6 separate regions of the Mus musculus genome follow, and regions 2, 3, 4, 5 and 6 are each linked to region 1. A link is a loop called in an ENCODE intact Hi-C map of the cell type or tissue named here. Cell type or tissue: heart. All regions are shown on one strand.

The links. A loop is a pair of places that touch in the nucleus more often than their neighbours do. Peaks named below come from ENCODE experiments on the same cell type or tissue, not always from the same donor. Only the 100,000 strongest peaks of a DNase experiment are listed, where the experiment ranks them.
Region 2: a loop joins it to region 1, with 2.9 times the contacts of the local background. A loop is called at or near these places in 5 of 42 quality-filtered maps.
Region 3: a loop joins it to region 1, with 3.0 times the contacts of the local background. A loop is called at or near these places in 8 of 42 quality-filtered maps.
Region 4: it touches region 1 in a loop (5-fold over the local background); 19 of 42 quality-filtered maps call a loop at or near these places.
Region 5: a loop joins it to region 1, with 2.3 times the contacts of the local background. A loop is called at or near these places in 19 of 42 quality-filtered maps.
Region 6: it touches region 1 in a loop (2.8-fold over the local background); 2 of 42 quality-filtered maps call a loop at or near these places.

What each region holds. Positions count from the first base shown.
Region 1 is chr9:57,521,683-57,525,682 of GRCm38, forward strand. All of the region lies in intron 1 of Cox5a (cytochrome c oxidase subunit 5A), which reads left to right. Among named protein-coding and RNA genes, the nearest start is that of Cox5a, 2.5 kb to the left of the region's middle. In heart, CTCF peaks have their summits at 2,279 (motif pointing right) and 2,478; no DNase peak of the experiment used is centred here; H3K4me3 peaks cover 2,205 bases; H3K27ac peaks cover 1,379 bases.
Region 2 is chr9:57,071,475-57,075,474 of GRCm38, forward strand. It overlaps Gm10658 (predicted gene 10658), which reads right to left and starts at 492. Exons shown (of 3, transcript NR_045886.1): 1 at 135-492. 2700012I20Rik (RIKEN cDNA 2700012I20 gene) reads right to left here. Exons shown (of 2, transcript NR_152107.1): 2 at 3,729-4,000. It also overlaps a transcript of Sin3a not described here. In heart, CTCF peaks have their summits at 1,580, 2,122 and 2,972; DNase peaks (open chromatin) are centred at 537, 1,667, 2,067, 3,897 and 2 weaker places; H3K4me3 peaks cover 4,000 bases; H3K27ac peaks cover 3,848 bases.
Region 3 is chr9:57,757,103-57,761,102 of GRCm38, forward strand. Clk3 (CDC-like kinase 3) reads right to left here. Exons shown (of 13, transcript NM_007713.5): 3 at 3,722-3,938; 4 at 1,525-1,621; 5 at 1,182-1,248. Among named protein-coding and RNA genes, the nearest start is that of Clk3, 6.0 kb to the right of the region's middle. In heart, a CTCF peak has its summit at 2,458 (motif pointing left); DNase peaks (open chromatin) are centred at 673, 1,649, 2,369 and 3,681; H3K4me3 peaks cover 259 bases; H3K27ac peaks cover 1,886 bases.
Region 4 is chr9:57,653,698-57,657,697 of GRCm38, forward strand. No RefSeq gene overlaps it. Among named protein-coding and RNA genes, the nearest start is that of Csk, 10 kb to the left of the region's middle. In heart, a CTCF peak has its summit at 2,243 (motif pointing left); DNase peaks (open chromatin) are centred at 2,254 and 3,454; H3K4me3 peaks cover 427 bases; H3K27ac peaks cover 487 bases; H3K27me3 peaks cover 1,558 bases.
Region 5 is chr9:57,644,182-57,648,181 of GRCm38, forward strand. It overlaps Csk (c-src tyrosine kinase), which reads right to left and starts at 1,472. Exons shown (of 13, transcript NM_007783.3): 1 at 814-1,472. In heart, a CTCF peak has its summit at 1,524 (motif pointing left); DNase peaks (open chromatin) are centred at 330, 900, 1,500 and 2,690; H3K4me3 peaks cover 1,923 bases; H3K27ac peaks cover 1,974 bases.
Region 6 is chr9:56,935,462-56,939,461 of GRCm38, forward strand. It overlaps Imp3 (IMP3, U3 small nucleolar ribonucleoprotein), which reads left to right and starts at 2,039. Exons shown (of 1, transcript NM_133976.2): 1 at 2,039-2,937. The coding sequence starts at 2,046. The coding sequence ends at 2,600. In heart, CTCF peaks have their summits at 2,284 and 3,230; DNase peaks (open chromatin) are centred at 1,930, 2,220 and 3,180; H3K4me3 peaks cover 2,579 bases; H3K27ac peaks cover 1,606 bases.

The DNA.
Region 1 (4,000 bases):
CTTTCAGTCTCTGGGCCGTGACCGTTCCCTGCGCTGACCCCGCAGCCACCTGACCGGGAGTGGCCCCCGCCGGCCTGCGGCATCTTGGCGAAGGTGACATTGAGCCTCCGGGCGCGCCGCCCGCCTCTGCGTTTCCTAGAACACAATTTGATTCCCCAGTGGGACACAATACCCTTTTAGCCCTGATCAGGCAATTCTCTGCTGGCATTTTTGTGTCACCTTCATAACTGGGTACGGCCACGTTTGAGGACTGTTGAGCCACATTTTAGCCCTGCGTTTCAAATAGATAATTTAAAGTGTGGTTTCTTGCGGCTTGTAAGAGAGCCTGAACATTGACAAATATTAATGGAAAGAATGATAACGTTTACAAGATTGGGTACCAAATACTGAGGAATACTGGGTGTACAAACATGGGAAAGCTTCGTGGATTCCCCTCCACCCGTTTAAAATGAGAAGCTTCAGTGCTGACTTATGAAGTATTATGTTTGGTTGCTTGTTTCCCCTTCTGTGTGATCAGGAGATTTTGTGTCCCATCACTGTCCACCCCCATTGCTGAGGGGGAACCAAGGGCCCTGCATTGCTAGATAATTGCTCTGCCACTTGGTGTGTTCTCAGACCCTCTCCACTTAGCACGGTACATCTATCTTACTTTTGGTTTTGTTTGGTTGTGGTATGTGTCAGCTGTGTAGCCTGGCTGTCCTGGAACTCTTTGTAAACCAGGCCGGCATCGGCCTAAAATAAATAGGAGTATTTTATTTTAGAAACAGGGCCTCTATAGCCCAGACTAGACTAGAACTCAGAATGGTACTAAAAGGGCTATCGAGGAACTTATTGCATTCCTCTTGCCTCCTAAGTGCAGGGATTAACCTTGGGAGCCACCACACCCGGCACAGGCATTATACTTTAATCACAGTAGTTGTGTGCTTGGATCCTGGTCTGAGATACATTAGTGTTTTATGAGATTTAGTTCATGTGTGTAGATATAAAAATAACTTAGCCAGGTACGTTGGGACCAACACTCACAGGGAGGTTTAAAAAAGAAAAAGAAAAAGGTGGATCTCTTTGTGTTCCAGTCTAGCCATGGCCTCACACACAAAGAAGGGCCTCAGACACTCCAAAATTGTTTCCTTGATTACTGGAACCTAAAGAATTTTTTTTTGGCTTCATTTAGTTTGTCTTTTGTAAGGCATTGTATTAACAACAAGAGAGTCGACTGTAGGGAGTTTAGGATTTTTTGGTGGGAAGAGGTTAGATAGCATCTTAGATAGTCAAGGGTGGACTCAAAAGTAGCTGTGTAGTCATGATCGTCCTCCTGCATCCACCTCTGGAATGCCTAGGACCACGGGTGTGTGCCACCACACTCAGCTTTGGAATGCATTTAGGAAACCTGGGGAGTGCAAGGGCTCATAGGTTAAGAGTACTTGTCATTGCAAAGGACCCAGGTTCGATTCCCAGCACCCTTTTCTGACTTCCTTATGCACCCCACAAGAAGTACATACACATAATGCAGGCAAAAATACATAAAAAGTAAAATCAAAAAGAGAAACCAAGTAGATGCTCATATTTTACAGAAGAAACTGATGCCTACCTTGGGAAACTGACCTTTTTGTTAGTGATGGAGCTATTTTCTCTTTCTCAGTTAAATTTGAGTTATCCTGCTGCTTTTTTGTGTCTTATTTGCTAAGGCAACAAATGCTTTTTTTTCTTTTCCCATATAGATAAATATCTCGAGATTTTTTTATTTCTGACTTTTGAGTTGGGGTACTGTCTGGAATTGACTGTGTGATTAATGCTAGCCTCAAATTTGTAGTAGCCCTTCTGCCTCTGCCTCCTGAGTCCTGGGATTATAGGTGTAACACCATACACACTTAGCTGAGATTATACGTGTACACACACATGGTTTCTCTGTGTACCCCTGGCTGTCCTGGAACTCACTCTGTAGACCAAGCTGGCTTCAAACTCATAGAGATCTGCCTGCCTCTGCCTCCCAAGAACTGGGATTAAAGGCATGGACCACCACCCAACTAAAATATTTTTAAAGGAAATTTTCTGCTTTTTCTTTTATTTCTCTTTTTTGGGGGAGAAGGAGCATTGAACTTTGGGAGTTTCTTATGAAACAGGGAAATTTTCTTCCTTTTTTTTCTTTTAAGGAAGTTCTGAAAAGGACTACAGTTTATTGTTATTTAAGTTCTTGTCTAGATTTCTCTTCCAGGCTTTCTATTCACCCCCTGGTGTGCAATTCAGAAACAAAGGCTTTTAGGTGATTCTCCTTTATACCTAAATACTTCCACAAGGGGGCAGTATTGGTTGTAAATAGTGTCTCTTTAGCTGTGTGACCTTGTATACTAATTGATCTTAAGCCTTTCTAAAGTTAAAATAATGTTTTTGGTAGCTCTGAAGTTTACATTTGATACTGCAACTCTTGCCTGGCGCAAAGGCTTAATATGGTCATGCCTTGCTAAATAATAAAATGGAGACTGCTAGGTACCTCTTGCACATTAATCAATTTTGTCACTGGATGTCTTATAGGCTATTCCATACCTAGGCTTTGAAGTCGGGTTCACGTGTCCTATATTTGGTTCATGGTTGGCAGAAAATTTCTAAACATACTTGGTTTATTGTGATGCACTTCATTTTTAGGTTGAGACTTGTTACTGGTATGAGATCGTTTTTGTAATGGACAGTGAAAAAGGCAAGCAGGGTGTGGTGGCACATGTGCCCTCAGTCCCAGTGCTTAAAACGTGGGCAGATTTTTGAGTTCCAGTCTAGCCTGGACTAACAGCACAGCCAAGGGAGATGTGGGGAGCAGGAGGAAGGAGAGGAGGAGGAGGAGGAGGAGGAAGCTGGACATGGTGGCTTACAGCTAGGGTGGCTGAAGAAGCCAGGAAGAAGAGCAGGTTAGTGTGGTGTACAGAGTTGAAACCCTGTTCCAATAAAAGGAAGAGATGTGGCAGGGTGGTTGTGGTGGTTTTGGGGTGCATCCTCTGTTAGCAGTTTTTCAACCTTCCTAGTGCTGCAACCCTTTAACACAGTTCCTCATGTTGTGGTGACCCCCACATAACAGTTATTTCATTGCTACTTCATAGCTGTATTTTTGCTACTGTTATGAATTGTAATGTATATATCTGGTGTGCAAGATACCTGATATGGGACCAGTGGGGGTCCAGACCCATAGGTTGAGCTACTCTATAGCTCTCTTAAGCTAGGCTTGTAGGATTAGTTTCCCTAGCCAGTTTGCGCTGGGAATCCTCTGCCTTCTGGGAGCAGAATTATAGTTGGGACAGCATGTACACCTAGCATTTTATGTGGGCCTAGGTAGCCAAACTCTGCTGAGCCATCTTCCCAGTTCCTGATTTCTTTCCTTTCCTTTCCTTTCCTTTCCTTTCCTTTCCTTTCCTTTCCTTTCCTTTCCTTTCCTTTCCTTTCCTTTCTTTTCCTTTCCTTTCCTTTCCTTTTCTTTCATTCATGGGCAGGGTCTCATGAGCTCAGGCTAGCCCTTGAATCTCAGGATGCCCTTAAACTCCTAAGTTAATGTTTTAAATAAAACTCTAGTCAACCCTTGAAATTATAAAATCCTGGCATCCTTACCCTGAGAGCTTGAAAGACCCTGAAGGGTGGAAGATAGGTGTTTGTTTGTTTGTTTGTTTTCTTCTTCTCTTGGTAAAATGCTGAGTTTAAGTAGCATAGCACTTTGTATTGCTTGCTAGTGCTTAACCTTATGTCCTCAATCAAGGTCTGTGTCTGGCTTTGCGCCCTCAATCACCCTGGTGTCTAACTTGTTAATGCAACTTGTATATCATTTGCTTCTGTCCCTCATTCCTAGAATTACCAGTGCCAAAAGGGACTATTCTTGGGACCTTTTGGCCTGATTATCAAGCAGAAAACTATCTGTTTTAACCAAATGTGAACACAAAAGATTAATGAGCCCCTTACTTTATTTATTTTTCTAAAGTCATAGTGTTGGCTTTTTCTAGGCGAATGCCATATCCTTTTGGGTGGC
Region 2 (4,000 bases), 450 kb before region 1:
ACCCCATAGCGGCTCAGACAAGTGCCAGTTTTCCAGGTTTTCGGAATTCATGGCTGAAAGGCACCTTACAATGTAGACTGGACACACGTTTAACAGCCAGGAAAGTCTAGACGTTGCAGCCAATCGCTACTTACCTCTAATCCAACCAAATGCTAGCCAGGCCGGACTCTGTTTAGCTTCTGAGATATGATGCGTCCAAGTGGTAGGGCCATAGACTGTTACAGGTTTCTCCAGACCCAGCTCCAAATGGGTTGTGTGTGAAGGAAACCGGGGCCGTGTAGTTAAGATGCACCTCCTTTAGCTTCCACCCTGCGGAACTCCAAATCCCAAAAGGCCTAAGTCCGAAGTCCTCGAAAAACTCCAAGTGGCGGTGTGAGAGATGTAAGAGCCTCTGCTTTGGAGGCGACTCTTACTCGTGGATAGTTTAATTATTTATTTTTATTTCGGTGGAGGCAAGGGGCGATCAATGAAGGGGAAGGGGCGGGGAGAGAGAGGAGGCGGACCCATTGGGACTGACGTATACGCAGGAAAGCCAATAGATACTGGGGGGCGTTCCCTCTCATTCAGGACTCCTCGCCTGGTTCCGGAGGTATGTTAAACAGCTGCTTTTAATTTGGTCTCCCCAATTTCGGTATTTTGGGGGTCTAGTTCTTTGGTCGCTTGCTTTGGCTGCACAAAGTCTGTGTGGGTGCTGCAGTCCCCAAGACAGAGCTACGGGGAGGCTCGGAGTCCCGCGGTTGAGGTAGGCTAGGGGCAGGCCAGGAAGGAGAGCGCTTGGCGCCGCCCGCTCGTAGTGTGTTTCCAAGCAGGGCTGGAACGGTGGGGAGGGGGCTGGCCCGGCCTGGGTCGCCCTCGCGCCGGCCGCGCCGCCCAATTTATTTTACCAAGCAGTCGGTTTCGATAGGTTTAGGAAGCTCATTGGGGAATGGGCCAGCAGAAGACCAACTGCTCTTGTAAATGCTTTAAAAATATTTTAAAAAATAATTATAAAGAAGAAAAAGAGGGAAGAGGGCCCTGGTTGCGGCGAGCGGCCTCGGCAGGGGGCGGCGGCCGCAGCCTGGCCAGTCGGGCCCACCGAGCTCACGGTGTCCGGAGTTGGTCGACCGCTGGAGTTTAAGAGCAAGCCGGGCCCCACGGTCTTTCTCCGCTAACCACGCTGGGCGAGTGCAGTGGCCGCCCTGAGCGTTTGCTTCTGCCGGCAAACTTGGAAGGGTCGTGGGCGCGCTCTGGGGAGGCGCGGGCACCGTGGGCCCGCGGTTGTTAAGGACTCTGGGGGCGGGGGCAATGGCTGTATTTGCCGGAGGAGACTTGGGGCGGGAGAGGTTCCAGCCACTAGCCTGGGAGCTGCCGGTGTGTCCGAACACGGCATTTTAGCAAGTACTCGGCTGCAGAACCGGCTAGACTGCGGTCCGGCGTGGAGCGCTTGCTGAGTGTAGAAAAGCTCTAGGAACTCGGCGGATTCAATTCGCGGCCCCAGCTGATCCCCTCGCAAACATGGAGCTGCCTCCTTCCCCGCCCACCTCACGGCCGCGGCGGCTGCTCCCCCTCCCTGAGTAGTGTGTGTGCTGCCGGGGCTCCCTCTTCCGCGAGGTGCCGCTGCGTGCCACAGGGCCGCGTACGGGGAGGGGGCAGCCTTGTGCGCGCGCGCGCTCACGAAGGGGTGGCCTGAAAGGGGCAGTGAAGGTCGGAAACTGGGAAAACAGACTCCACGCTTGGAATAGGGAAAAGGAAATGCATCAGCGGGCGGGGAGGGGCGCGCCTGTCAGCCGGATGGCGGCTGCGGGCCGAGAGGCGGGGCACCGGAGCAAACTGCGTGCAGTGGCGGTGCAGGCGGGGAGGGCAGGCGCAGGGCCAGTTCTCGAAATGCGCGGCCATCTCTGCCTCCATTGCCTGGCCAAGACTGTTTACTATCTCTTGCAGGGAGCTTGTGCAACCGGCCTGGAGGGGACCCGAGAGGGGCGGGGACATTTCCTCTTCCACCCACTTTGGGTTCTCCAGAGGCTCCGCCTTCTCTTGTCTTTCACTGGTTGGATTCGAGTCCCTCTTTCCCTTCTCGTGTATGCATTGGATGATATTCTCTAGAGCTCCGCCTATCGGGAGGTTGGACTGGAGTTTAAGTTGCTAAAATTTTTTTTCTTCGAAGGGCGGAGGGAGGATTCCTGGGGCTTACGTGAGGTACAAGCCCCCGTCCCTGTTTCTGATTGGCGAATTGGATAGGCCTTCCCCTTCTGGGGTAAGCTAGGAGGAGACGTTCTCCTCCCTGCCCCCCCTTTCTCGTGAGCGCGCTCAGCACATGGTTGAGGCCCTTTTAGCTCCCTGCAACTTCCCTCCCGCCCGGAAGTCTCAGGCTCCGCGCCCTTAGTTAGGGGGGCGGGGAAAGCCTTGGAGGCACACAAAGATTCTTCCGAGTCTAGGGATCGGCTAGCCTTCGAGGTGAAGCCCGACAATTGCGCTGTTACTCCAGAAAGCATCGCTCCAGGGCTGCTGCACGGAGGGGAGGGAATGAGTTCTACCCTCCAGCCCGATCAACTTTTGCTGTTTTTCTCCGTGCCCCTTGACTTCCTTAAATTTAAGTTTCAGAAAGCTTGGACATTGGCCGCATCCTTAATTCCTTGTGCAAGGCAATCTTGATCCTTAGTCGGCGGAATCTAAGATTATGACAACCTAGTAATGGAACCTTTGGCAAGATCTACGATACCTCGGTCGCTGCAGTCAAGGGAAGTCCGTGAGGCTCATTTCTAGCAAGGATTCGGGGGTGTTTGTTGATACCGTGGTGGGAGTGCTGTACATTGTATGGTAGGTACCCAGCCTGGTGGGTAAGGCAGTTCAGTTAAGGATAGGCATCTGTCAGTTTTGGAGTGCTACTTCAGCCTGGAACGGTTTGGCTAGTTTTTCTTATTTTAGAGCACTGTCCTGGAACAGGGCTTGGCTTGGCTACCGGTGTGGCTGCTCCCACCTGTCGGCCACTCTTGGAGTTCACAACTCTTTACTATGGCCTCACGCCGTGAAGCCATCCTAGGAGTTAGACCCACCTGTTGCCAACACTTGTTTATGGCAGTCTCCGCAGGATTTACAGGAGGACAGTATTGGATTTACGAAACGGTTCCCCGGTGTCGTATCTCCTGGGGACACTCGACTCTAGGGAGGTTCCCTCTCCCCCTTTTGCTCTAGAATGCGGTAAGACTAATCCCACCTAACCTCTCATGGCACAGCGAAAGCCTCCCCAAAGCAAGGTCGGCATCGGGCCCACGCCTTACTAGTGAATAAATAAAAGAACTAGGTCTTTATTATTATTATTATTATTAATTAATTAATGTATTATATGTAAGTACACTGTAGTTGTCTTCAGACACTCCAGAAGAGAGCATCAGATTCCATTACGGATGGTTGTGAGCCACCATGTGGTTGCTGGGATTTGAACTCAGGACCTTTGGAAGAGCAGACGGCGTTCTTAGCCGCTGAGCCATCTCACCAGCCCAAGAACTAGGTATTTCAAAGCACTTTTTGTGTTCAGGCATTGTTACTTACCCAGAAGGCTTAGAGACCGCCATTAACTCACTCTGCTAAGGAGGAATGCCCACCCCCCTTTTTTTTGAAGGGCTGGCCTTAGGGTTCCTAAATTCAGACTATTCCTGCCCTTTCGCGAATGGTTGCGATTACAGCCCTTCCCCTTGAACAGTCATTCTTAAGACCATATCCTTCACACAATCTGGAATTTTTACTCCTTCTGTGAACGTAAGTGCACACTCAAGGTTTATTTATGCAGTGGTCTGTGTGAGGTTTTCAGCCTCTCTTCCTCCAGTTTAAAATGTCCCTGGATCTACCCGACCAATAGAGTATACATTTTCCCTTCATGCTCCGCCTTCCGGAGGCTTGCCCAGGCGGTGACATTTAAAGGCCTCCGCTGGGTTATCTCCGCCCCCTGAGGGCTGCAGATTCTGGTTGTCCCAGTGTCACAGTATTCAGTCAGCCCTAGTGACCAGCTAGTAATATCTGGGCT
Region 3 (4,000 bases), 240 kb after region 1:
TTCCTAGGTTAGAGTTCCTGGACCTGTCCTGTCTACATCTGGTCACAGGACTGTGTGTATGTGTCCCTTTATACTCATTCTAGGTTCATGATGAAGAACCTAGAAATGGTTGAATAGAAAATGGGTGCAGGAGGAAGTTTCTCATTAGCACTTCATCTCATAGCTGAGGGGATGGCTGATTTTGGGTGCAATGGTCTTTTTTGAGCAGCTCACTTAATGTGGGAGACCAAGAACAGCAAGCCCAGCTCTGTCATCAATGGCTGAGGTGTAACTTGGGCAACTCCCGAGCATCTTCATATTTCATTTCTGAAGCGGTGCCCTGCATAGCTCAAATGAGGATACCAGTTCTCTGTAACTAAAGCAATTAGAGATTATTAAGGCAGGAACTGGCTCTCCAGAGGGTTGCCTCTCTAACATACAGCTACAGGGAAGGAAGCAGACTCTAGGCTGACAGATGATAAGCAGTAAGTGTTATACTGCTAGGATTGGAGAGAATGATCTGGCCCCAGCATTATGGCACATACAGGTACTGCCTTCCCAGCCAGCATGGACTACTCATGACCCTAGCCGCACTGGGGTAGTTGGTAGCTGTTTGGTGAGAAAGGCCAAAGTCTCATTTCCTTCGGCTGGGATCTCTCAGGAAGACATGGGAGGGGCAAAAGTACTATCAGGCCAAGCCAGCAGCATCCTCAACCTTCTGGCCAAGGGGAGAGGCCACTACTTTAGCCTTCTGAAACAAGGTCCCTCCCCACAGCCGTCTTATCTTTAACATAGATGTAACTCATTTCAAAGGAAGCCCCTGGCCCTGCTGGCAGAGATGAAGTCCACCTCCTCTGGCCCTGCACTGACTCCCTTTGTATTCTTTAAAGGTTCCCAGGACCTTATATGTACCTTTTCCTCTGCCCAAGAAACCAGATAGATGAAGCCTGGCCAAAAATATCCAAAAGCTCATGGGATGCAGCACTGGGCCACATATCCAATGCCACAGCTGAGAAGTGGGTAACCAGGGAGGAGGCACACACTAGCTAAAAGTTCTTGTAGTGATGTCACAGGCTTGTCAAACCCCAAGGATGCCTCCCTTATTTCATGAGATCAGCAAACCCAACACATCCAGCAATGGTGCGGCCCTCCAAAAAGAGCTGCACTAGCTCTTTCAAGGATGTTTGTACCAGCACGCTCACCTGGCATGGTCCAAGCACTCCACCACCTTGCCAAAGGTGCCTTCACCCAGGTTCCCCACGATCTCATCTGTGAGAAAGAAGAAGCTGGGCATGAGAGTCTGGAGGGTAGGAGGGTGGCAGCTCCTGCAAGTTCACAGCATTCAAATCCTCAAAAACAACAAAGGTTCTTGCTCACTGCTACACTCTTTAAAACAGAAGTTGCTAGTGTCTGTGTCATTCAGGCAATTACTGGTGGCCCCACTAAGGCGCCACGCGCACTAGAGGCCCCTCCACGCAGGAGAGGTCTCATCTAACAAGGGGGGTAGAAAGTAGAGAGGTAAAGTTTTACGAAAGGTGGCTGTACATCGCTCTTGGAGCCAATCGCCGATCCGGCACACCAGGTGGCCCTCCTTGTCATCTTCCACACTCCGGCTGCTGCGCTTACTGCTCTGTTGGCTTCTCTGCATGCACCGCCCCCCGAAACGCCATCCGACCAATCGCATGGTAGGCGGTTCCGATTGACAGATTGAGGTGTCAGTCAAAGGCAGAGGTGGAGACGGTGAGGAGCCGGTGGGTTGGTTGGTTGGATTTTCCAGATCCCAGCATTTCATAAGGCACACAGCATATATAACGATAGGGATATTGCAAGGGACACGTCAAGACACAAACTGACTTCAAAACAGAAAAGCAAAAACAGCTACAGGTATGTAAGAAAACTCGGACATTATCTCTAAGAAGAGTGCCACAAATGCTCAGAAAGATGTCCAGCCTATGACACAGAGGGGCCAGGCCCCGAGGACAGCCACAGCCCTGACTCCCTCCTCTTCTAGTCTCCCCCTCCCTGACCCTCCCGTGACTCTGGCCAGAGCTGAAGACGACGCAAAAAAGGCGGCTGGCCCAACCTGGGTCCAGCCTTCTGGACAGGTTGTAGGGCTATCCTGGCTTCAGCAGCAACAGTATGCTCACCCTTTCTTTGCCTGCCTCTGCTGGTCCACACAGCCTTACAACATATTCAACAGCTGCCACGTAGAACCAAGCTACTACCTGCCCCCACATGACATCCTTGGCCAGACTTAACCAACTACCAGAAACAGACTTCTGCCAGCAGCCCTCCTGCCACCAAACTCCAGCAGGAAATGAGCCTGGCTGAGATCCTTTGGGCTGGCCGACCTTCAGGCCCCAAGCCAGCTCCTGACCTGGCCTTAGGACTTGTGCCACTCCTAAGCCAGACCCAGCCCACGACGACAGAGGGCACCAAAAATAAGCAGAGCACCAGACTTGCACTGCCACCCAGTGGCAGCATACGGCACTGTGTGAGGCCACAAGCCATGATTGATTCACCGGCAAGTCAACCTTCAGCTCACACCACTCAGGTCAAGCGCTGGGTAGAGAAGATACCTTCACCAAACCCACCACTACTAAGAGGCCGCTTGGCCAGCAGGAGGACAACACGGGGAGAACAAACAGGAAGAAGAGAAGACAGCACATAGCCTTGTAAACACGAGTGACCTTCCTTTTCCATGGGATTGAATACAGTGTGGGCTCTTGGTCTGTTCCACACACCACCCTAGAATGCTGGCCAAGCTCTGGTCTTTAAGTGGCCTGCAACAAGGTGAGGCCTGGGATCTCACCACGCAGACAGCTGCCTCTCCTTACCGTAAGTAGCACACCTACAAAGGAACAAGGTAGAAGAGAGCCTGGCTGGAGGTCTGATGAGAAGCTTCCAACCTGAGCTGACTGACAGGGCAAAGTGATGTGCTCTTACAGACCAGCAACTTGGAAAAGTAAACACAGAAATTCAAGACCCATATCAAAAAAAGAAAAGCCTAGGAAGCCAGGCGGTGGTGCCCAGCACTCAGGAAGTAGAGGGAAAAGGATCATGAGTTTTAGGCTAGGTTGGAATACATAAGACTTTCAAAAACAAAGAGGAGGTGTAGGGAATGGGGTGTGATACAGTTCAGTGGTAGAGTATCTGCCTCGTATGTATGGGCCCTGGGTTGGACTCCCAGCATTTAAAAAAGAAAAATAAAATTAACTGGTAAAGTGTCCCCTTTTTATTGGGTAATAACAGACTCTGGTCCTCTGGGAGAGGAGGACTGTGGAGATGAGGCTGCAGAGAAGGTCAAATCCACACTCATCAAAGCACTTAGCTATGGGGTGGGCCCGATGGGGACAGACCTGATGTGAAGAAGACCAGGCCATATAGCCCCAAACCACAAACAACAATCTTAGTACCAGCCCTGAGAAGTGTGTCCCAATCATGTGTACCATGTAGCCTGTGTATGGAACAGTGGAAAGATATAGACAGGCTGGAAATCAGCCAACGCCGGAGCCAGAGCCCTTATAGTTGCCACTGGCAAGGGGCCAGAAAATGGAAGGCATACCATCCTTGCTCAGTCCTATACCAGACAGCACACACGCACACACACACCTCATGTGTGTACCCACAATGGTGTATGTACACAGGGTTGCCAGTACTCACCCAGACCAGCTAGCCTGAGAGAAGCGAGAAAGAGGTGAGGCCTTTAGGCCCCTATTAGCACACTCTGGCCACCACTCACCGAGGAAGCACTGCTACAAGACCTGGTACGGCGTTTGTGACAGTGGTGGGCATGCTTGCGGGTACGGTACGGCGCCCTCTCTCGTGACCGTCTCCGATGTCGAGAACGTGAAGACCCATAGCAGTCCTCTCCAAAAGATGGGCTCCGCTCTTCACACCGATACGTATCACTGTCACGGTGTTCCCGGTACCTCCGCTGGTAGGGTATACGATCATGGCTGCCAAGAGGGGGTAGCAAGATGAGTCAAGAAGGCCTACTAGCCAGGTTCCTGCTGCAGGG
Region 4 (4,000 bases), 130 kb after region 1:
CACAGGCTCCAGCAGGCCTGGAAGGAAAAGCCTTTTGCCTTCGATCCTTAAGCCGCTTAGTGATTCCTCCGAGTGGCAGGGAACCAGCGAGGACAGGGACTGGTTCTTTTCCTTCTGACTCCATCGGCAGGTGGCACAAAGCCTCAAGTAGCACACACCTGAAAATTAGTGAGCAAACTCGCCTTGAGCTCTCTGGCTGTCATGCCCGCCATAGGTCTTAGGACCCCGGATCCAAGGAGGAGTTCCACGCCTGCCTGCCTTCTGTCCGACTTCCTGGAGCCCAGCCATAACTACCCTCTTGCCCTCCAGGAGCTTCCTCCCGGCATGGGGATAACTTGGCGGGAGTTGTTGGGGCTGGCGGTCCCCACTCAATTCTCTCTTTAGTCAAGGTCAGTTGTGGTTGGAGACCTGCCTCTCAAGCCCCCAGAAACTGTCCGCCCTGACCCCTAAGGCCATGTTTGCCTCCCCAAGCCTGTTGTCTGGCAGCCCTGAGTGCTGTGCTCGCAGAAGCTAGTAGTTTGTCACCTCTTACTCCGTAGCACCATTCTTCCATGGGGCCAGTTAGCAATGAGAGGCACCGTCAAAGAGAAGGCAAACTTGCTGATCAGGTGCAAGGACTGTTCTGTCCCCATCCTCCTGCACCCCCCCCCGGGGGGCCTTGGGGATGGGGGCTTCACTTGTGCCAGAGTGAAAGATTGAAGGGGAAACGGATGTCCCATGTCCCGTGACTGAAACACAGCCTGGAGCAGCTGGTCGGTTCCCTGTGCTGTTCGCTTCCAGACAGCTAGAGTGGGGATGCGAAAAGGAAGGGAAGCCGTGCCCCAGGACTTGGAGATTGTTCTCCCCAGCAGAAGGAGGAGACCAGGGCCCGCATCCTGTTCACACCACACGGGAGGCCTCTTCTTCCTAGCCGCCTGTCTCCTTTCCAGTGTGGCTCTGGCTGCTGCTGTTTCTTTTAGGAGCAGTGCATTTATTTAATTCTTGCTGATGTTGGAAGAGGTCGCTTTCTGTTGGTTGTGACTTAGATCCTGATCGCTAGCTACCCCAGGGCAGCCCGCTCCACGGACTGGGGCTATAGAAGATGAGGTGAGGTCTCGTCTCAGTGGCAGGTGCTACATTCTCTCTTTCTCTTTTTGTTCTTGGTACCCGGGATGGAGCCCAGGCTCCTCACACAGAACAAGCAAGTGCTCTATCCACCATTTAGCTACATCACGGGACATTTTTGAAAATTTAATTTATTGCTTGTGTGTGTACAGGCCTTTTCCCTGCGTGTCTGTCTGTCTGTCCACCACCTGCATGCCTAGTGCCCTTGGAGGCCAAAAGAGGGAACTTTTGGGTGGTTATGAGCTGCCAAGTGGGTACTTGGAATTGAACCCAGGTTCTGGAAGAGATAATGGTATCTTTAAAGCAACTAGTATCCTTAACCACTGAGCCATCTCTCAACCAGTATCCTTATCCACTGAGCCATCTCTCAAGCCCCTGTATTTTCAATGTGAAAGTATCTCACTAAGCATCCCAGGGTGGCTTTGGAGTCATTCTGTAGCCCAGGCAAGCCTTGAGCTCTTGGCTCTGCTTCAGACCCCAAGTAACTGGGTGTCATTAGGCTTTCCTTACATTTGTTGTTGTGCTGAGATGAGGGCTCTCTAGCCCTGCCTGTCCTGGAACTCTCTACTTAGATTAGGTTGCTTTTGAATTCATGGAGATCTACCGGCCTCTACTTCCCAAATGCTGGAATCAAAGGCATGTGCCACCTCATTCATCTCCTTCATAAATTATTATTAAAAAAATATATATATACATGCCTGTAGTCCAGCACTAAGGAGACAGAAGTAGGAAGAACAGGATTCAAAGTTATTATCAGCTACATATAGTAAGTAGGAGGCCAGCCTGGGCTACATAAGCCTGTCACAACAAGTGAACAAAACTAAAAGCAAGGCAAGTGATTATTATACCAGCACAATTAATGATAATATTATTAATGTTTTGACTCTGACTCTGATTCTGTAGCCCCAGACATCAGAGTTTGCTCTGGCTAGCAAATTTGTGGCAATCCTCCTGCCTCACCCTCTCAACTGATGGGATTACACTTCAAGGGGAGACGATAGAATTACGCCATTGTTACGCTGCCCTCACATTTCTCCTGATTTCTCTTAGAATTATGTTTGTCTCTGATAATGAGACAGCCACTAGTCTCATCAGATCCGAGAGGCAACAGCGCCCTCTGGTGTCCAAAGCTCAGACCCACAAAGGGAAGAACAAGAGAAGAGGCCCCAGGAAGGGCAAAGTCACATGACCCTGCCCCAAGGTGCCAGACCAAGCGCTGGGATAGTCTGTCAGACAGTGCTTGCCGTTCTGGGAAGCTAGGCAGTTAGGAGCCTGCAGAGACGCCGTCGCAGGTTAGACTAACATCAGGGCCTGTACTGGCCAGAGCCAGCCTGGACCGAGAAGAAGATAAAGTCCTTTCCATAAAGTTCTGAAGCACTAATCATCCTTCCACGGGATGGAGGGAACAAGCCTTTCCAGAAACCACGGCCAAGGACTCTGGGTGGCTTTAGAAGGGCATTTTGGAAGGGCGTTTCCATCTACAGGGGGTCCCCCTTCCTGAAGGGACACAGCCAGGTCAGCACATGGGTGTGCTGGGTGGCAGGACATCTTGGGTTCCTTTCCTTGGGCTGCTTCTGATCCTAAGGCAACTGCCATACTGGCTCCTGGCACCAGCACTGTTGGCAATCCCAGGATTTTTCTGAGTGAGGACAGGTGAGAAGGGCACTTTGTTGAGCACTTACTGCGTGCTAGATGGTTTTTGTTGTTGTTTTGGTTTTGATTTTTCCAGACAGGGTTTCTCTGTATAGCCCTGGCTGGCCTGGAACTCACTCTGCAGACCAGGCTGGCCTCGAACTCAGAAATTCGCCTGCCTCTGCCTCCCAAGAGCTGGGACTAAAGGCGTGCGCCACCACTGCCGGGGCGCTGCATGGTTTTTAAATTATCATTTGATCACGATCCTTCGTATAAAACGGGAGCATCTAGATTGTCTTTGGATGGTGAGGCTGATTGACAGAACTGTGCAAACCTGCGCTTTCTCCTGCCCCACAACAGGCCTCGGATGGTAGCTGTGGAAACCAGAGCCCCCACTAGCTGTTTTGGTTGGCAGAGAGGAGCCATGAGTAGGAGGAGATGGTTGCCTCCTGCCTGCCCACCCCACTCCCATTTATCATATGGTAGCCACTCGTGCTCCTAGCCTGTTGGAAATTGGGTAGGAGGTTCTGACTCCTGTCGTCTCAGGCCCTCAGATGAGAAACAGAGAAGGGTCCGGAAGGTGGGCAGGAAAGAGGCTTTAGAGTCCTCTCTGAGCTTGCTTTGGAAAATGTGGTTTGACCCGAGCCCTTTGAGAGGCAGCTCAGGGCACTGGTGCCAGACTGGGGCGTCGTACGCTGTCCGGCAGTTCTCTGCCAGCAGCAAGAGCTGCCAGCAAACCCAGGATCAGCTGTGGGTGTGAGAAACAAGCCAAGCAAATGCAAACACCAGGGCTGGAGATGAGTGACTGAGAGGGGTTTGTTGAGGACTCCACTTCAACTTCTAGCACTTGCAGCAGGGGACTCACAGGTGTCTGCAGCGCCAATTCCCGGGCCTCCCACACTTCTGGCCTCTATGGTGGGCACTGCACTTGGGTGGATATACCTGTGGATATGCTCACATACATGTAATTAAAAAGAGGGCAAATCTTGAAGAAAATGTAAAAAACGACCTCTTTCCTCAAGGGAAATATGAAAGAATTTATTTCAGCCTAGGAACGGAGACTTAGGCTCCCCCCAAACTCCATGGTCCATTGTGGCAGTAAGTTTTGTGAAGTTTTAAATATAGAACTAAGAAAGTCATAACACTTTTCACATCATGGGTGAGTTCATAAAGGTAGGCGGTTACAGCAAATTGGGGACATCTCGGCTATCAGCCTCAGATGCTGTCTGATGGCATTCTTAGTTTTCGGATTGGTGGAAGGTAG
Region 5 (4,000 bases), 120 kb after region 1:
AGGAGCCTGGAATATGACCTGCCCCTTGGGCCTCAGTTCCCTGCTATACAAAATGATCAAAAAAAAAAAAAAAAAACTCCTACTTAAGCTCCAAAGATCCAGTGACTGGACACACCCCTTCCAAATAACTGGTCTGGGTCCTGAGAAGCCTGGGAAAATAGACTGATGAGGATGCTGGGGGTGGGGGTGGGGGGAACGGGGTACAGTACCAATGCCCAGTGTCACCTCTACGCAGACTGGAAGCCCTGCCCAGTTTCTCCACCCAAGGGTCAGAGGTCCCTTGCTTTAAGCCTGATCCTCTGGCAGGTCAAGGGTGACAGGCTTAGTTCAAGGACCCGGCCTTCTATCAGGCACAAAGGGAGGTGGCATGGCCCTGGGCTGCTTGGAGCCAATAGAACCTCTGTGCAACGACTGAAGTAGAGTTCAGAACCAGACAAGCCAGGATACCTTCAGGGAAGCCCTGAACGGGAAAGGGCAAACGCCCGGGAGTCCGGCCCATACCACTTCTCTTCCTCCGGGGTCCAGCCACTTCCCACTCTGCTCTCCTCACGGGAGTTGGGGGGTGGGAAGGTAGGACTCTGCAGACCTAAGCCAATTCTCTCGTGGTGCTGGGTAGTACTACCTCCCTTGTGGCTCATTCCCAGTAGTGTTCTGACAGTGATTCCCGGGAGAATTCGAACCCGTTTGGGAGGTGGGGGGTTGGGGGGATGGGTGTGGGCGCGGCGGTGGTGGCTACAGAGGCGGGACGAGCGACCTCCTCCCTTCTAGGGGGCATTAGGACACCCACCTCCTTTGGGGCTGCCCAGCACTCACCTCTCTGGGGGCACTGCGGTCCAGGCCTCCTCACCGAGGGCGGCATCAGTGGCCTGCAGGACAGTCCATGCGGCCAAGGGGGAGGGGAGGGGCACAGGGGTCCCCAGGGGGTGCGGTACAAAGAGGTGTATGGATGCGAAAAGAGAGGGAAGGGGAGCCAGACAGGCAGGGGGACTGCCGCGCAGCCCCAGGCGGGGAGGGAAGAAAGGCGGGGGAAGGGGGCGGGAGGGAGTCCGGGGGGGAGGAAACAATGTAGCCGGCGCGGCCCCGGCAGAGTTCCGCTTCCGAACGCGGCCACGGAGGTTCGGTTTGGGGACGTCGCGCCGCCGCCGGGGGGCCGCCCCGGGCGTTCGATCGCCGCTCGCAGGGCTTGCCTAAGCCCCACACCCCGGAGGCTGGGCGGCCAGAGGCTGGCCAGGCGGGAGGGACGGCTGGCCCGGGGACGGCCCCGACGGCGGCGCGGCCCGGGTTGGCCCTGCTCGGACCCCACCCCGGTGGGATTCCCCGGGGCAGGGCGCAGGGTGGCGCGGAAGCGCAAGGAAGGCAGCAGGCTCAGCGGCGGCGGCCAACCTCAGCTCGCCCGGGCTCCGATGGGAGGAAGCTCGCAGGCCTGGTGAGAGGAAGCGCGGCCCGGATCCTCCGCCCGCTGCGGCGCGCCTGCGCGAGGGGGCCTGCCGGGCGAGCAGCGGGGCGTGGGTCGGCGCCCTCTGCTGGACCTTGGAGGAAATGCGGGGGGTGTGTCCGCGTCTACGCCCTGCCCCCACTTGCTGGCCTTCGCGAAGGCTCCCGAAGGTCCTTTCAGAGGGCCACCAGCATGCTAGAGCCAACCTCTCAGCTTCCTCTAGGCGAAGCTTCCTTGCTAGAGTGGAGGTTAGGCCTAGACTCTTCTGGGACAGTAAGCATGCATTTACACGGCCCCTGCTCTGTAGTCTACCACCGTCTCTGCTTCCTCCTCCTCCTTCTCCTCCTCTTCCCCCCCCCCCCCCCCCCAGCGAAGTTTTCTTTCTATAGTGGAGGCTAGGCCTAGACTCTTCTGGGACAGTAAGCATGCATTTACACAGCCCCTGCTCTGTAGTCTACCACCGTCCTTCTCCTTCCTTCTCCTCCACCTCCTTTCTCCTCTCTCCTCCTCCTCTTCTTCCTTCTCTTCCTCTTCTTCCTTCTCCTCCTTTGTAGTTTTTTTGTTATCTTTTGTTTTTCTGAGACAGGGTCTCACTATGTAGCTCTGGAACTTGCTCTGTAGACCAGGCTGGCCTCGAACTCATAAAGATCTGCCTGCTTCTTCCTCCCAAGTGCTAGAATTAAAGAGTGCATTTCCGGGCGGTGGTGGCCCACGCCTTTAATCCCAGCACTCAGGAGGCAGAGGCAGGTGGATTTCTGAATTTGAGGCCAGCCTGGTCTACAAAGTGAGTTCCAGGACAGCCAGGGCTACACAGAGAAACCCTGTCTCGAAAAACAAAACAAAACATAAAACAAACAAACAAAAAGAGTGTGCATCACCACTACCCGGCCGGAGTCCACTTCTTAAAACCTCTATATCTGCCAAATTCTCATGAGGGGTTGTTGCAAAAATATTGTCACAAAGAACAAATTGATAAACAATGAAAAAAAAAAAAAAGGTACAAGGTCCACAAGAAACAGGAAAGAAGGGAACATGGGTTGATTTTCTAGATCTGGGAACACAGCAGGGAGACCTGACTTACTTCGTGTGTAGGGGAAAGCAGAAAGAGATGCGGTCAGTCCTGCAAGCTACAGGGCCAAAGAACCACAGAGCTTCTTGGAACTCTTCCGGGCTTTATTTTCAGCTGAGATGCAATAGGGAAGTTGTCACTGGCTGTGTAACAACGTCGGACCAGTTAGCTAATCTCTGTCTGTCCTTTTCCACTGTGGTTTGGTAAAGTGAGCAAGAGCGGTACCACCAACTTTGTAAGGTTTTGTGGAGAGGAAATGAGTTAATAGGTTTGAAGTGCTCGGTGCGCAAGTGGCACGTGGTGAGTCCTCAATTAAACACGGGCTGTTATTATGCACCATTGTTAATGAGGAGTCCGGGATCCTCCCGGAGCAATTTGCTCTCAGCTACAGGAGCAAGCAGTGCTCCTGTATGGGAGGGCCACAGAATGGAAGCACAGTGGCTAGAGAGAAGCCAGAAAGTCCGTTGGAGGTGCTAGGTGTAGGAGCACTTTCTAAGGACCAGGACTGAAAGAGGGTACTAGTTTAGGAGCAGGGGATGGGGGTGAGGGAGTGGGAGGGGGATCTTCAGATGGGAGAGGAGACGCTGCTGGCAAAGACTTGGAATGCAATGTAAAGTGGTACTGACTGAGGGGAAGAAAGGGGCTCTGTGAGAAGCAAGGTTGCAGATTGCAAATAACTTAAAATGTTAGAAGCAGGAGTTGGATATGCTCAACTCCCACCCCAGACGACAGGTTGGTCTTCTCACCCAGCATGCCTAGTACCAGTTTGCTTACAGGGAACTGGTTCTTTAGGGACACCTTTGGTGGAGGCACCTAGAAGATCTCAGAGTTAGGTGTGACACAGAGGGGGGGGGGGAAACAGATATTTGGGGACCGAATCTCAAGGTTAAATCTCAAGAGCTGTGTGGCTTTGAACTAGTTACCTAAGGTCTCTGAGCTGTTTCCTCTTTGGTGAGATCAGGCTGAGAGCATGCCTCTTTCATGAGAGATGGTGCAGATTCAGCAAGATAACAGGCCTGGAGTGATGGTGCATGTGTGTGTGTGTGTGTGTGTGTGTGTGTGTGTGTGTGTGTGAGAGAGAGAGAGAGAGAGAGAGTGAGAGAGAGAGAGAGAGAGAGAGAGAGAGAGAGAGAGTGTGTGTGTGTGTGTGTGTGTGTATCAGACTTCACTTTCTTTCCTTTGAGGTCAAGATGGAATGATAACATGGCCCCAGTTGGGGATGCTGCTGCTGCTCAGCCTGAAGGAAAGGGCTTCAGCGGGCTGCAAAGCCTTCTGGGAGGGAGAGACTGACATCACCTCCACTCTGTCTGATAAAAGGGGGCTGAGTGGTGGGGAGGCTGTGGAGACTTGGGGGGCGGAATACCTGAGTAAATATGCTATGTTTTGCTCCAGCTTTATCACCAATACATCTTCTGTTACCCACAAACACTACCCCCTTAGTGTGCTGGGGCCCAGAATGTGAACTTTGGAATCAAATAAACCTGTATTTGAATTCT
Region 6 (4,000 bases), 590 kb before region 1:
GAACTGACTCCTCTCAGACATACTGTTGTTGCCATCTGTCTTAGTTAGGCCTTTACTGTGGTCAGTCACTATGACCAAGGTACCCTTTATAAAGGACCACATTTAATATGAGCTGGTTTACTGGTTCTGAAGTTCGGTCCATCATCATCACAGAAACATAACAGCATCCAGGCAGGCATGGCGACAGAGGAGCTGAGAGTTCTACATCTTGTTCAGAAAGCAAATAAAAGAGGACTGGCTTCCAGGCAGCTAGGAGGAGGATCTCTCAAAGCCCACCCCCCACAGAGACACACTTCCTCCAACAAAGCCACACCTCCTAATAGTGCCACTTCCTGGGCCAAGCATATTCAAACCACCACACCAGGTGCCATGGAGATACTGCAGCTTTGGATCTGCAGGACCAACCCCTTCACATGCTCCTGAAGTTCATAGCTTGCTTTTCAACGTGATAATCTCAGCAAATCATCTTTTGGGGTAGATGAGGAAGCGACACATAGAAAGCATGCATTGTGGGCTGTAGAAGTGACAATACAATATATCCTGCCAGCCTCACTTACAGCAATAGAGAGTAGAGAGACACACCTTCATAACTGATATGGTTTGTGTGTCAGGAGGTTACCCCAACAGGTAGGGGCTCAGTAGAAATTCTTCTGGCCTTCGTTCTGCTTCTGTGATTTCAGACAGGAATTGTTTACCAGACTGTTCACCTCTTACAGATGAAGGTTAGGACTCCTACTTACACTCTGAATTTCTCATCATTGATGGGTACCATCAGTCACTGAGGATTGCAGAAACAATCTCCAGACATACCTGAGTAACACTTTAACTCCAGCACTTGGAGGCAGAGGTAAATGGATCTCTTTGAGTTTAAGGACAGCCTGGTCTATATAAAAATTACCAGGACAGATAGTACTAGAGACATTCTGTCTCAAAAAATAAAATAAAGTAAGACAGCCATGGTGGCACATGCTCACTCATAATCTCATCCTTTTGGATTGAATCTGGTTATATTGTGGTGAATTCATGGCTGACCTGGGCTACCTAAGGAAACTGTGTCAAAAAAATAAGAGGCAGGAATGCTTCCAATCCTGATTGTTTGGTACTACTGCCAGTCCAGTGACAGATCTCATGCTGGCCAGGATGGGACTATTTGTCAACTCTGGGGACCACTGGAACTGAGACATTTGCAGAGTTCTAATCACGTTTTTTGACAGAGATAATCCTCTTATTTATTTATTAGCATTCCACTCTTCTAAAGTTGTGTATGCTTTAAAAAAAAAAGATTTGTTTTATGTGTATCAGTGCTCTTAGCTGCATGTACATGTGCATGTCAGAAAAGAGCATCAGATCACATTATAGATGGTTGTGAACCACTATGTGGGCGATGGGACTTGAACTCATGACCTCCGGAAGAGCAGCCGTGCTGTTAACTGCTAAGCCATCTTTCCAGAGTTGGAGAGATAGCTCAGCCATTAAATAATAGGCTCACAACCAAAACTATGAGACAACTCTTTTAAAGGCAGTAACCTCTCTCTCTGGAAACTGACATCTACAGCTATTGACGGAGCAGACTCTCTTCAGTCACCAAAGACAGAACTCTGAGAGTAAACTAGGTGCTGCCAAGATGGCTCAGCGGTTAAGAGCACTTGACTGCTCTTCCAAAGGTCCAGAGTTCAATTCCCAGGAAAACCACAAACAGGGGATCTGAAGCTCTCTTCCGGTATGAAGACAGAGCAATCATATACACAAAATACGTAAATGAATAAATATTTAAAAACAAAACACAACACTGGACTAGACTAGTTGCATACGCACTGCATGCAAGGAAAAGTGTATTCGCAGGACACGGCTCTCCTTCCGCAATTCTTTCTCCCCCGCTCCCCTTTCAAAACAGGAAGTTCCAGAGTTGGACGAATGAAAAACCGGGGGCGTGTCTTTAACCAATCTTTTGATTGGTCCAGTGATCTAGAGGCGGGGTCTTTCTACGTCGAGGCGGAAATTACGCTAGATTTTCAACGTATTCCCTTTCTCCCGCATTCTCCATCATGGTGCGGAAGCTTAAGTTCCACGAGCAGAAGCTGCTGAAACAGGTGGACTTCCTAAACTGGGAAGTCACCGACCACAACCTCCACGAACTGCGTGTGCTGCGGCGGTACCGGCTGCAGCGGCGCGAGGAGTACACGCGCTACAACCAGCTGAGCCGAGCGGTGCGCGAGCTGGCGCGGCGCCTGCGCGACCTGCCGGAACGCGACCCATTCCGCGTGCGCGCCTCGGCGGCGCTGTTGGACAAGCTGTACGCTATGGGCCTGGTGCCCACGCGCGGCTCACTGGAACTCTGCGACTCCGTCTCGGCCTCGTCCTTCTGCCGCCGCCGCTTGCCTACTTTGCTCCTCAAGCTACGCATGGCGCAGCATCTCCAAGCTGCTGTGGCTTTTGTGGAGCAGGGTCATGTCCGCGTGGGCCCAGACGTGGTCACTGATCCCGCCTTTCTCGTCACTCGCAGCATGGAGGACTTTGTCACCTGGGTGGACTCATCCAAGATCAAGCGGCACGTGTTGGAGTACAATGAGGAGCGCGATGACTTTGATCTAGATGCCTAGCGAGTCTTCTTGTCCTGGCTTCTCAGCTACAGGTCACTGAACCGGGGATGGGGAGGATTGCCCCGGTGTACTGGGAATTTTTCCTAGAATTTGGACTGACAATTAAGTGACTGTGTCTTGAGAGACAGTGGGAAGCAGTTTTGTACCGCACTGGGGATTGCTAGCTTCTTGTGCCTTAAACTTTGTGGTGTAGAAGCAGGAATGTTACCTCTTCCCCTTTGCTTTCATCTTGAAATAGGACCGTCTGGATGGAGAGTTTGAGTTCAGTATATTTATATCGTTTAAAGAAACCCTTTCCTAATGCCAATAAATGTCCCACCGACGTTGTTTAAGTGCACATTTTTGTCTGGTCGTTCTTCTTACCTAGGGTCCTACATAGCCATATCTATTATCTTGCTAGCTGAAGAGCCTAAGGGCAGGAAAAGGGTTGAAGGCGTGAGGCTTTGGAGCCTCACGTGGAGGTTGCAGGATGTTGTACAAGCTGGGCAGATTTGTCACTTAACCAGTCCTTTTCTCGGAATGAATGTTTTGGCAGAGCTTTTATCCACAAGACTTCCTGTTGATATTCCAGCCCCAGGAAATACCATATTAAAGTCCTGGAGTGTTTGCTTGCCTAAGGAAATGATCGCCCTGTAGTTTGGCCAGCTAGTGGTTAGAAGGGACCCAGGAGGTTCCTGAAAACAGATGTTCTTCAAGGTCCTGGCTTCAGAGTTAAGGACACCCCCCCCCCCAAAAAAAAAAAACAAGCAAAAGGGCGAGGTAGTGCTGGCACAGCCTTTAATCCCAGCAGTTAGGAGGTTAAGGCAGGCAGATCTTTGAGTTCCAGGCCAGCCTGGTCGACATGAGGACAACCAGGGCTATGCAGAGAAATTTAGGACTTTAAAAAAAAAAAAAAAAAAAACGCAGCAGAAGCAAAAGGAAAACCATAAAGCAATAGAACTGGTAAATAGAGCACCAAGTTTTATCCCAGACCAAATACAAAATAGAATTCAGAGTCTGGCAGATTAAGGTATTTGTGTAGGGGTTATTTTTCTTCTCTCTCTCTCTCTCTCTCTCTCTCTCTCTCTCTCTCTCTCTCTTTTGAGACCGGTTTTGATTTGAAGCTCAAGCTGGTCTGGAACTAGAAGTGATCCTCCTGTCTCAGCCTCTCCAGTGCTAATATTACAGTGTGCACTGATGAGGCTCAGATTTTATGTGCTTCCTCTTCCTTGCTAGTGAGCCAGGCAAGATAGCTCAATGGGGAGAGAGGCACTTGCTGCTCAGGCTGACAGTGTGAATTTAGTTTTGGAACCCACATGGTGGAAGGAGAGAGCCGACCCTTCCACATGCATGGTACGTCATTTACATTCATACAAACAAAATTTTTTAAAAAGTAAAACTAGGGTTGGAGAGATGGCTCA